Linked DNA regions of Mus musculus: region 2 is linked to region 1. The links are chromatin contacts, found by Hi-C or POLR2A ChIA-PET in ENCODE. All regions are on one chromosome and are shown on one strand. Each heading gives the region's core, a stretch centred on a gene start or an enhancer-like site at or near the end of the contact. The rest is flanking DNA. Distances are from core to core; before and after follow the strand shown.

Evidence for each region. A loop is a pair of places that touch in the nucleus more often than their neighbours do. ChIA-PET counts read pairs that join two places held with the same protein, here RNA polymerase II (POLR2A).
Region 2: a map of mouse embryonic stem cell shows a loop between it and region 1 (1.9-fold over the local background). The contact joins the enhancer-like site here to the promoter of Epb41l1 in region 1. A Hi-C loop is called at or near these places in 7 of 37 maps with a recorded cell type or tissue (adrenal gland, heart, left cerebral cortex and 1 more). POLR2A ChIA-PET finds 5 or more read pairs at or near these places in 5 of 5 experiments (Patski and embryonic stem cell).

The regions. Positions count from the first base shown.
Region 1 is chr2:156,418,777-156,423,563 of GRCm38, reverse strand. It overlaps Epb41l1 (erythrocyte membrane protein band 4.1 like 1), which reads right to left and starts at 2,473. Exons shown (of 25, transcript NM_001368800.1): 1 at 2,265-2,473.
Region 2 is chr2:156,468,205-156,472,913 of GRCm38, reverse strand. All of the region lies in intron 2 of Epb41l1 (erythrocyte membrane protein band 4.1 like 1), which reads right to left. Among named protein-coding and RNA genes, the nearest start is that of Gm33977, 28 kb to the left of the region's middle. Within about 2 kb of position 3,258, at least 1 of the 3 ENCODE cell types and tissues checked has a DNase peak (open chromatin) inside an H3K27ac peak, as active enhancers do; it is heart, where a contact is called at or near this core.

The sequences.
Region 1 (4,787 bases), core at 1,224-3,723:
TAGCACTTCCTGGCTTCTCTAGAGGGTTGTAGAACAGGTCAAAATAATTTGCATTTGTTAAAACATAGATTGCTAAACCCCATCTCCAGATTTTTGCATTGTGTATGTCTACCAGAAGGCTCCAAATTTGCATTTCTAGTAAACCGGTAACCTTGCTGCAGATGGTAAGATGGACCACACTGAGAACTGGTGGTCTGGGTGCTATTGAGGAAGGTAGGGAGGTATGGCCAGGATCTCTGGGGGCAAGAAGTCTGAATTCCTGGCTAGCAAGATGTCTCATTGGGTAAAGCCATTTCCTACCAAGCCCGATGTCCTGAGTTCAATCCCTGACTCTTACAAGTTATTCTCTGATGGTCACATGCATATCAAATATAACATTTTTTAAAGAACAGTGAATTCCTAAATCTTGGTAATAAGACAGGTCTAGAGCTTTGAGCCAAAGTCCAACCTGCCTCAAAGACACGACACTGAGCTTCCTAGCCGCCTAAACAGAGAAACTGAGGCATGGGAAGGTCAGGGTCTTGACGAGAAAAGCAGCTTAATAAAAATAAACACAAAAGGAGACACCCACCACCACCAGATTTCAGCGCCAGTGAGCTGCCAGGGCAGCGGCTCTCTTGAGGTGTGTATTCAGGGAGAGAGATAAGAATCCCAGCTTCCCCTGCCTCGGCGGCCTCTGCCAGAAAAGCAGCTGGGGAGTTGCAGAAATCTGCCTTGGGGGGCGCCCCTCCCACTCCTGCACTGTCCACTCCCGTTTACACTCCCTGCACTCTCCCTCTCCACTCCAAAGCCCGCACCCTTATCCTTGTACACAAGCCAACCAGCAAGGAGTGAAGTTAGAGAGAAGAGCCAGGAGAAGGAAGGCTGGGCTTGCACGTCCTCCTTCCTTCCCTCTGTAAGATTCTCAGCCTCTCTAGATCCTTGTCAAACCTAGTCTACCTACATTTCAGTACCAGTATCTGAACCCGGCAGACAGTGACTAAATCCGCAAACTTCCCTGTAATCTTGTTTTTCAAATATAGGGGGCTTTCTATTCTGTTCCAGTTAGCAGCAAAATGGCACTTCTCTTACTGTCCCCATCCTGGCTCGCCAATACACAAACAGCTTACACACTCATAAAAAAAAAAAACAAACCAGATATACCAGAACTTATCAAAACAAATGCACATATACATCCAGAGATATTTTGTTTATTCTTCATCAGTAAAATGTACAAATGCACCTAAATGCACAAGAAATATACAGGGAGAATGCACACACTCACCCAGACTAGACATGCATGCAGTGCCCAAAACATGGGGGAAGAGATACAGAAACACATCTCTCTCAAAGTATGAAGACCTTCTGAGAGGGGATTCCTTGGAGTGGGGCGCTGGCCATTTAAGATAGTGATCAGTTTTACTAGTCTTTGTAGGGTACCTAGGCTGCTGCCCTTCCGAACAGTGTCCAGGGTGAGGGTGGAGGGTACCTAACCAGGCTGGGCTGTAGCTGGCCAGGGTGATGGTCGTTACACAGCAAGGAAACATATCACAGAACCCCGCTGAGGGGCCTCTGTTGCTTCTACCCACACCCATGCCTGCGCACAGACACACCCTCTTCACACCTAATCCCCCACCCCACCCCTCACAAACACACACCCGGGATTTGAGCAGGCCACGCCCTCTGCTTCAGCTCAGCTGGGAGCCAGGCTCCACTGGCAGTAGGGCTCTCCCGTACCCCGGGTGTGGCTGCCCACCTGCCAGCAGGGAGTCTCCACTCAGCTAAGACGCCCCCGCCGCTGCTGCTACCCACTTCCTCGGCCAGTGCCGGGCTCCGGGCGACGCCAGCGCCTCGGCTGCCGCCCCCACCCCCTTCCTCCCGGCAGTGCGGAGACAAAGCCGAGCACACGCACACAGGGGCTACGCGGGTGCACACCCGCCCTCACACGCGCACACACACGGGGAGTCACACTGGCGTGCACACAGCGAAACACACACACACGAACACTCACATACACCCGCCATAGGCTTCAGCCACAAGCGAAGCCATCATCAGCATAGGCACACTGCCTCATCCAGATGTACACACTGTTACACATTGGGACACACCCTCTCTAGGCACATCTCCGGATAAGCAAACCAGGGCACACAGACCCTTACCAGATTAGTACACCACCCAGCCCCTTACTCAGATGCACACGCACGTACACACCACTTGCACCGACCCACAGACACACGCGCGTTCACATTAAACGCACACCCGGAGATGTGGACCCCGACACGTACCCGCAAAGACACGAATCGTAGCTTCGGCCACGCACGTCCTCCAGCACGCGAGCTCGGGACGTAGCAACAGCCTGCTCGGTCTCCGCGCCCTGCTAACCTGGCGGCGGCGGCGCGGCTTCCGGGAGCCGTCTGTCTGTCTGTCTCTGAGTCCCTTCGTCCAGTGGCCGCCCAGGCAGGCTCCAAGACGCTCCGGAGCTGCGCAGAAATGCCCCGCTCGCTCTCTCGCTCGCTCGCTCGTTCGCTCCCTCCCACGGCGCTCAGCCCCCTCCCCGCCCGCTCCGCACACCCCCTCTCCCCCTCTGCCCCGCCCCGCCAGCTCCCTGGGAGGAGGCGGCGGCGATCCGGGCCAGGCAGCGTCCGAAGGGTGTGCGAGTAGCGAGCGCGACCCACTGGCCCCAAGAGCCGAGCTGCCCAGGAGCAGGCGCGTCCGATCCCAGGGAGGGGAACTCGGAGGGGTGTGCGCCCCGCGAGCCCGCGCCGCTGGCTTCCCCCACGTGGGACAGACGCCCACCAGAGCCTAGGCAGAGCTCAGAGGCCGAGGCGAGCAGCGGGACCACGAAGACGAGACTCTCCACGGAGCCTCCTCTCCCTCCAGGTCCCAGCCCCGTGGGCTCGGCCTTACTCCACCTCCTAGAGAGTCGCCACCGGCACCAAGTCTGCTTCACCTCGCCTTTGACTGAGAGCTTGGCGTTCAGGCCGGTAGCCTGGGCTAACCTGGGGGACCAGCAGCACCACTGGCCTCCACTCCCTCCAGCAGGGACCTGGCCGACGCCCACTACCCTTCAGCCTCCCTCCTATTGTTCGGGCGGCCTAAGCTGCGGAGCTGTGGAGGACCACGCAGCTCTTTCCAACCAGTCTGAGGTGGCAGTCCTTTGGCACTCTTTGGAAGCAAGGGCCGAGCCCCTGGTCCCAAGACCCTGGGGACCCACAGGCCCAAGCATGCCCAAAGTCAAGCGTTTCTCTGAATTATGATTATATCCGCCCTGGACCTTACAGGCTCCTGCCGGAAGGTACTGCTTTGAACACACACGTAAAGCTAAGCATAGGAAAAGGACAAAGTAACGAAAACAGTGAACCTAGAATAGTATCCATAGAAGGTAGGGCGTCTATGGGGTTAGCTGAAGAAACTGAGCTTGGGTTCCCAGAGCAAGGGCCAGACCTCAGAAGGCCAGGAATACCAAGCCTCCTTTGTTAGACTTTGAAGGGAAGAAAAGGAAGAAGTAAATGTAAGAACTTACCGGGTTTTATTAGAGGCCTCTGCATGGGTAACAACCTAGGCAAATGACTCCAAAATGTAAACACCTTCACCTCTTGTGACCTTACCTTATCTTAAGTGGTAGCTGGGATCCACCTGAGTCTGCCCCAGGTAGCACAGAATCAAAGGCTAGGCCAGTAATTCTGGTTCTTCACTGCGGTCCCATCTCCTCCTCCCCACCCCCACCACTCTGCTACAGGATGCTAAGAGCAGATTGGAATCAAACAGCTGAATAGATAAATCCAGAAGGGGAGGCCTGGTTTGGACCTCCAGGGACATTGATAAACTGAGAGGACAAAACTAAGGAAACCAAGGCCCTACCTAAGACAGGACTCAGCAGTGCTCACTCAGCCGCTCCACTGCATGGAAGAAATACTTCCATGTCTCATTTCATCTGTACAGTTGCAACAGACGGTAGCCGTGAGCACAAAGTCACTAAGGAGCTTGGAAAGGGGCAGAGGCAGGATCCTGGACGTTGATTTTGAACTCCCATATTTAGCCATCAGGCCAGCCCTGAATGTGAGGTGGCAGTAATTGACCTACTCCAGTCAGCACCCACCATGACAGGATTCTGTTTATGGGTGTTTTCTGTCTCCATGTAGTTTCCTGATACCAAGCACAGACCCTGATTCGGAGACCTAATTTGTTAAACAACTATCTCATGGCATGGGCATGGCTCCGATGCCCTCTGCTCTGGGGCGAGGGACTGTTATCACTGGTTTTAGATGAAGCGGAGGAAATCTGAACTGCTAATCAGATCTGCTGCTGTCAGGAGGAGATAGAGACAGAGAGGAAGAGACAGCGAGAGACAGAGGGGCAGAGAGAACACTGTGGAAACCAGAATAAGTTTCCAGAAGATCTCGACAGGCTTGAAGACTGAGCTGGAACTTACAGAAGGAGCTGCCGTGCAGAATAAGTGTAAGGTATGATCCGGCGAGAAATTTCTATGATCCTACTGTCTGCAGCCACCGGCTACCTGTGGCTACTGCGCAGTTAGGATGTGACCGGTGCACTGAGAAACTTCACACCTAATTTTATGTTCTTTACAGTTAACAGTCACGTGGGGGGCTGGTAACAAGAGTGAGTGTCTCCTTGATATCATCATGCTCAAAACGTGGTCTAGAAGAATCTAGATTAAGAGCAGTTTCCATGAAAATAGATTCAAGATTTTTACTTGACCTTGAGCTCAATAATGCAATGTGGTGTGGCAAGAGGGTGAATACATTCTGTCAACCAAAACTAGAGCTGCAAGCAGCTTCTCCGGTTGC
Region 2 (4,709 bases), core at 2,009-4,508, 49 kb before region 1:
TCACCCAGAGTGTCTCGGTCTGATAGAGGAACGGGGGGGGGGGGGCGTTAAGGGAGCTCTGCTCTCAGTGCTGAGCCCCCCTCCCAACATCGTTCCTTCAGGAAACAGTGATGCTTACCCTGGGGCAAGCCCAGGATGCCAGAGAAGGAAGTACTGGGGAGTGTGACCCTGAATTCCAATAGGTCCAATGAGTGAGGACAGCGGAGGGCCCTAGAGACTAACCTCCATGCTGCTTGCTGAGCGCTTCCCCTGAGCCTGGCACTAGACACACATCCATGGGATTAATTCCTGAAACAATTCTCCAATCCTTTTTACAGCTGAAGTGACGGAGCCTTGGAGAACTGATGAGGTGCCAATGTCACCTGCTGATAAATGGCAGGACTAGAATGTGACCAGAGAGCCATCTGATGCCAAACACTGAGCCTCAACCATCATAGACTCCCCCTTGCTTCTAGGTCTGCACTAATTAACACAGGAGCCGCTGGCCACCAGTGGCTGCCAAGTACCCGAAATGCACAAATGGAAACGTGCAGTAAATGTAAGACGGATAGTGGATCTTGACGTCTGGGTATTAAAATTAAAGAGAATGTTTATATATCTCAATAATTTTTTTTAAAGATTTATTTATTAATTATATGTAAGTACACTGTAGCTACCTTCAGACACTCCAGAAGAGGGAGTCAGATCTCGTCACGGATGGTTGTTAGCCACCATGTGGTTGCTGGGATTTGAACTCCAGACCTTTGGAAGAGCAGTCGGGTGCTCTTACCCACGGAGCCATCTCACCAGCCCCCTATCTCAATAATTCTTGTTTTAATATTACGGGACCAGGCATGTTGGTATGGAATCCCAGCACTTGAGATATGGAGGCAGGAGAAGCAGGAGTTTGAAACTAGCTTGTCTCAAAAAAAAAGCAATTAACTAAAAGTTATAGATATATCAGATTAAATAAAATCTCATTAGGATGATTTCATTTGGTGTGTGTGTGTGTGTGTGTGTGTGTGTGTGTGTGTGTGTGTGTGTGTGTGTTTCTAGGGATCCAGCCCAGGATCTTGTGCATGCTAGACAAGGACTCTACCCCTAAGCTACAACCTCAGTCCTGTATGTAGTGCATGCACAGGTACATGTAGGCATACATGTATGTTAGTGCATGTGGAATACATCAGATTCTTTCTATCTGACCTTTTTGAGACAAGGCCTCTTCACTGACCCCAGTGGTTGGACTAACCAGACTGGCCTCGAACTCACAGAGCTCCATCCCTGTCTGCCTCCCAAGTGCTGGGATTAAAGGCATGGGCCACACTCAGCACTTTTTTATTTTTATTTTTGGTTTTTTTTTTGACATAACATTTTGCTTTGTTGCCCAGTGTTCTGGACTTGAACTCCTGAACTCAGGGGATCCTCCCGCTCAGCTTCTCAAGCGCTGAGACTAAGAGCATGTGTGAGCTGCTTTTGTGTCTCTTTAATCGGATGCATGACTTGCACATGTGGCTCACACAGTGTTTTGTTTTTGTTTTTTTTTTTTTTTGGTTAATAGGCACTTAGATATTCTGAAATCCTAACAGAGCCCAAGGAGATAAGAAAAGGTATCTTGCAGGAGGGGCAGATAAAATACACTGGATTAAAACAGAGGTCACACAACGAGGGTATTTCAGGGCAAGGGATCTGCAAGACATCTGGCTCTGGCCTCAGAGGGCAACAGGGCCTGGGTGGGCTGAGCTAAGCCCCAGGCAGCTAAGAGCTGTGCCAGAGGGAGGAAGCTACTGGAGCCAAACTTTCTAAAGCAGCAAGTCCCACAGGCTTGGGAAGCTCTGCCTGGCAAGGCTGTTCTCCCTCGCTACTGGCACTCTCGAGAAGGCACCGCAGGGCGGCTGGGTCCAAGCGGAAGGAGAAGGCCGGGTTGGATGAGTAGTGGCACACAGAGGACAGGGACCCTCACCTGCTAGCTTCTCCCCTCCACTTTACTAGGAAGTCTCCCTAAGCCGCAGTTCCCAAGGGTCTCACCTCCTCTTGAACCTTGGCCTAGATTGGAACCCGAATGCTCCCACATACAGTCTGGTGTAGACAGATGTGTATGCCCCAAAGCTCCATGGCAGGCCATGAGAATAAGGCACTAACTAGTTCATAGCCAGTACAGCATGCTGGAGGGGCCAAGCTGCCCATGTGAATGGTTGGTACAAGCTGGGGACATTCATACAGGAGCTCCACGACCTTGTCAAGGCCTTGACTGGCCTGAACCTGGGGTACTACAGGCACTCCCGCTTAGTGCTGCTACAGGATCATAGGACATTATCCACCAAGGGGGTCTGGCAGCTCAGATGCCCTCCTCCAGCACAGGTAAGACCCCCTCAGCTACCTCTGCGGTATCCTTGGTCTCTCTTAAGGGCACATATCTGGGCTGGAGAGACGGTTCAGCAGTTAAGAGCACTGACTGCTCTTCCAGAGGTCCTGGGTTCAATTCCCAGCAACCACATGGTGGCTCTCAACCATCCATATGGGGATTTGATGCCCTCTTCTGGTGTCTGAAGAAAGTGACAGTGTGCTCACATACATTAAATAAATAAATAAATAAATAAATAAATAAATAAATAAACAAACAAACAAACAAATTTTTTAAGTGCATATATCCTCAAGATTGTATTCTCTCCAAGGAAAGCCCCCCACCCCACTTTCTGCACCCCCTTTTCTATGCTTGCCACACCCTTGTCTCCTTCAATCTCTACTTCTGAATCCAGGTTCAGTTGTCAAAGTAGGGCTCTGACTTTGAACTGCCTCTCCTCTCGGGCAGGAAGCTTGCCCTCCACTGCCATCTTGGTACCCACAAGCAAGCCCTGGACACAGCTGGACTTCCTCGTGGCATGGACAGCCGACTATTGCTGCGGATTTCCAGGGGCACATCAAGGGGCAGCGTCTGCCCACCTTCCCAGTGAAGAGCCTTCAGCGCTGCCTCATTCTCTGATGAAAGAACTCACCTCAGCTTGACTCTTGAAACCTTCGGCAGCCTGATCTCTCCTTGTGCCTCAGCCTTGGCCTCAGAAGCTATGTGATTTGCTCTGTCAGACTGATGGTTCTTGGGTCCCTGGCGGACAGTTAGCTCTGACACATGCTCGCTCTCTCTAGAGCTTTATCCTCTGCTTGGATGGATTTTTCCCTTCCCCACAGTCACTCTTATAGTCGTCGTCCAGGAAGTCCTTCCTCAGTCCCTCCTGAGACACCCCCTATGGCTAGTTACAACACTGGCCTTTCCCAGCGGCCACGGGTTATGTGACTTGCAGAAGGTTCTTAACCTCCTGGTACCCTGTTGCCTTAGGAAAGAAGCCACTTTGCATCTTTCCAACCACAAGGACCCTTCTTGGTAGTCACGTCTGCACACTCTGGTCACCTTAACCTCCGAGCCAAAGGTCAGGAAGCAAGGGGGAGTCAGGAGGCCACCCACATGTCAGGACGTCTCGTGACAATTTCACCTTGGCTACAATTCCTTCTGGGGTCCCTATGCTTCCAGCCACTGTCTGGGAAATGTGCCTTCCTCTAGGAGTCCGGGAACCATGCTATGGAGGCTGAATATAAAAATGTGGCCACATTCCCACTGGATACAGACTGCCACCCAGCCTGTCAGAGGCTGGAAGTGTCAGCTGAGGTTTCCTTGTTGTGGCTTCTCAGGTTCCCTGCAGTCAGAGGAGATGTCAGAGAGCCTCACATAGAGGCTGGAGGAGGTAGATGATAGGAGAAGAGCGGTGTCTGTGCGCCTGGGGTCCCGGTGTGGGAAGAGGCTACAGCATCACTACCAATCAGCAGCATCTTTGCAGGGTGTTAGAATCCCCAGCTACATACAGGCTGGCACGGTGCCTAGCAATTTGCCTACATTTTCCATCTTAAATCTCTCACTACCCTGTAAAGCAGAAATTACATATCCAGCTTGATTTTACAGGGGATGAAATTAAAGTCACTAGTCCAGCGTCCCTTTGATAATAGAGTGGGGACCCAAGACTCAGCCTCAGACTACCTAACTTGGGAGCTTGTGTTTGTCCCCTGATGGCCCTGCACGCATTTGGCTGAACACAAATGTACTGTGGAGATGATAGATGTTTTAGGTCTTGTCGAGAGATGATTACACAAGGCACATGTAGATTTGTGATGCCCTCATGCGCATTTTTTGTATCTATATTACGATTTTAATAATTTACATATTGTGTGTGTACACTCACATGTGTGTGCGTGCAGGCCTGCATGAATGTGCAAGAGTGTGTAACAGCTAAAGGAGCCTTGGCTGCTCTTCTGAAGATGCTGTCTGCCTGGTTTGTTTGTTGTTGTTGTTATTGCTTTTAAGATTTATTTATTTATTTTATGTATATGAGTACACTGTATCTGTCTTCAGACACACCAGAAGAGGGCATCAAATCTCATTACAGATGTTTGTGAGCCACCATGGGGTTGCTGAGAATTAAACTGAGGACCTCTGGAAGAGCAGTCAGTGCTCTGAACCACTGAGCAGTCCAACCTGGTTTGTTTTTAAAACAGCCACGGGGATCTGCCTGCCTCTTGTTCCCAGGCACTGAGATTATAAGCAGAGGCCACCAGACCTGACTTATTTAAAAACAAAACCAAAAACATGGATCCTGGGGATCTAACTTGTATCTTCAAAGTATCTCTGCAGCTCAAGAAAGGTGGGCTCCTTTTGTTTTTGAGATAGGTTCTCTCGATCTTCACCC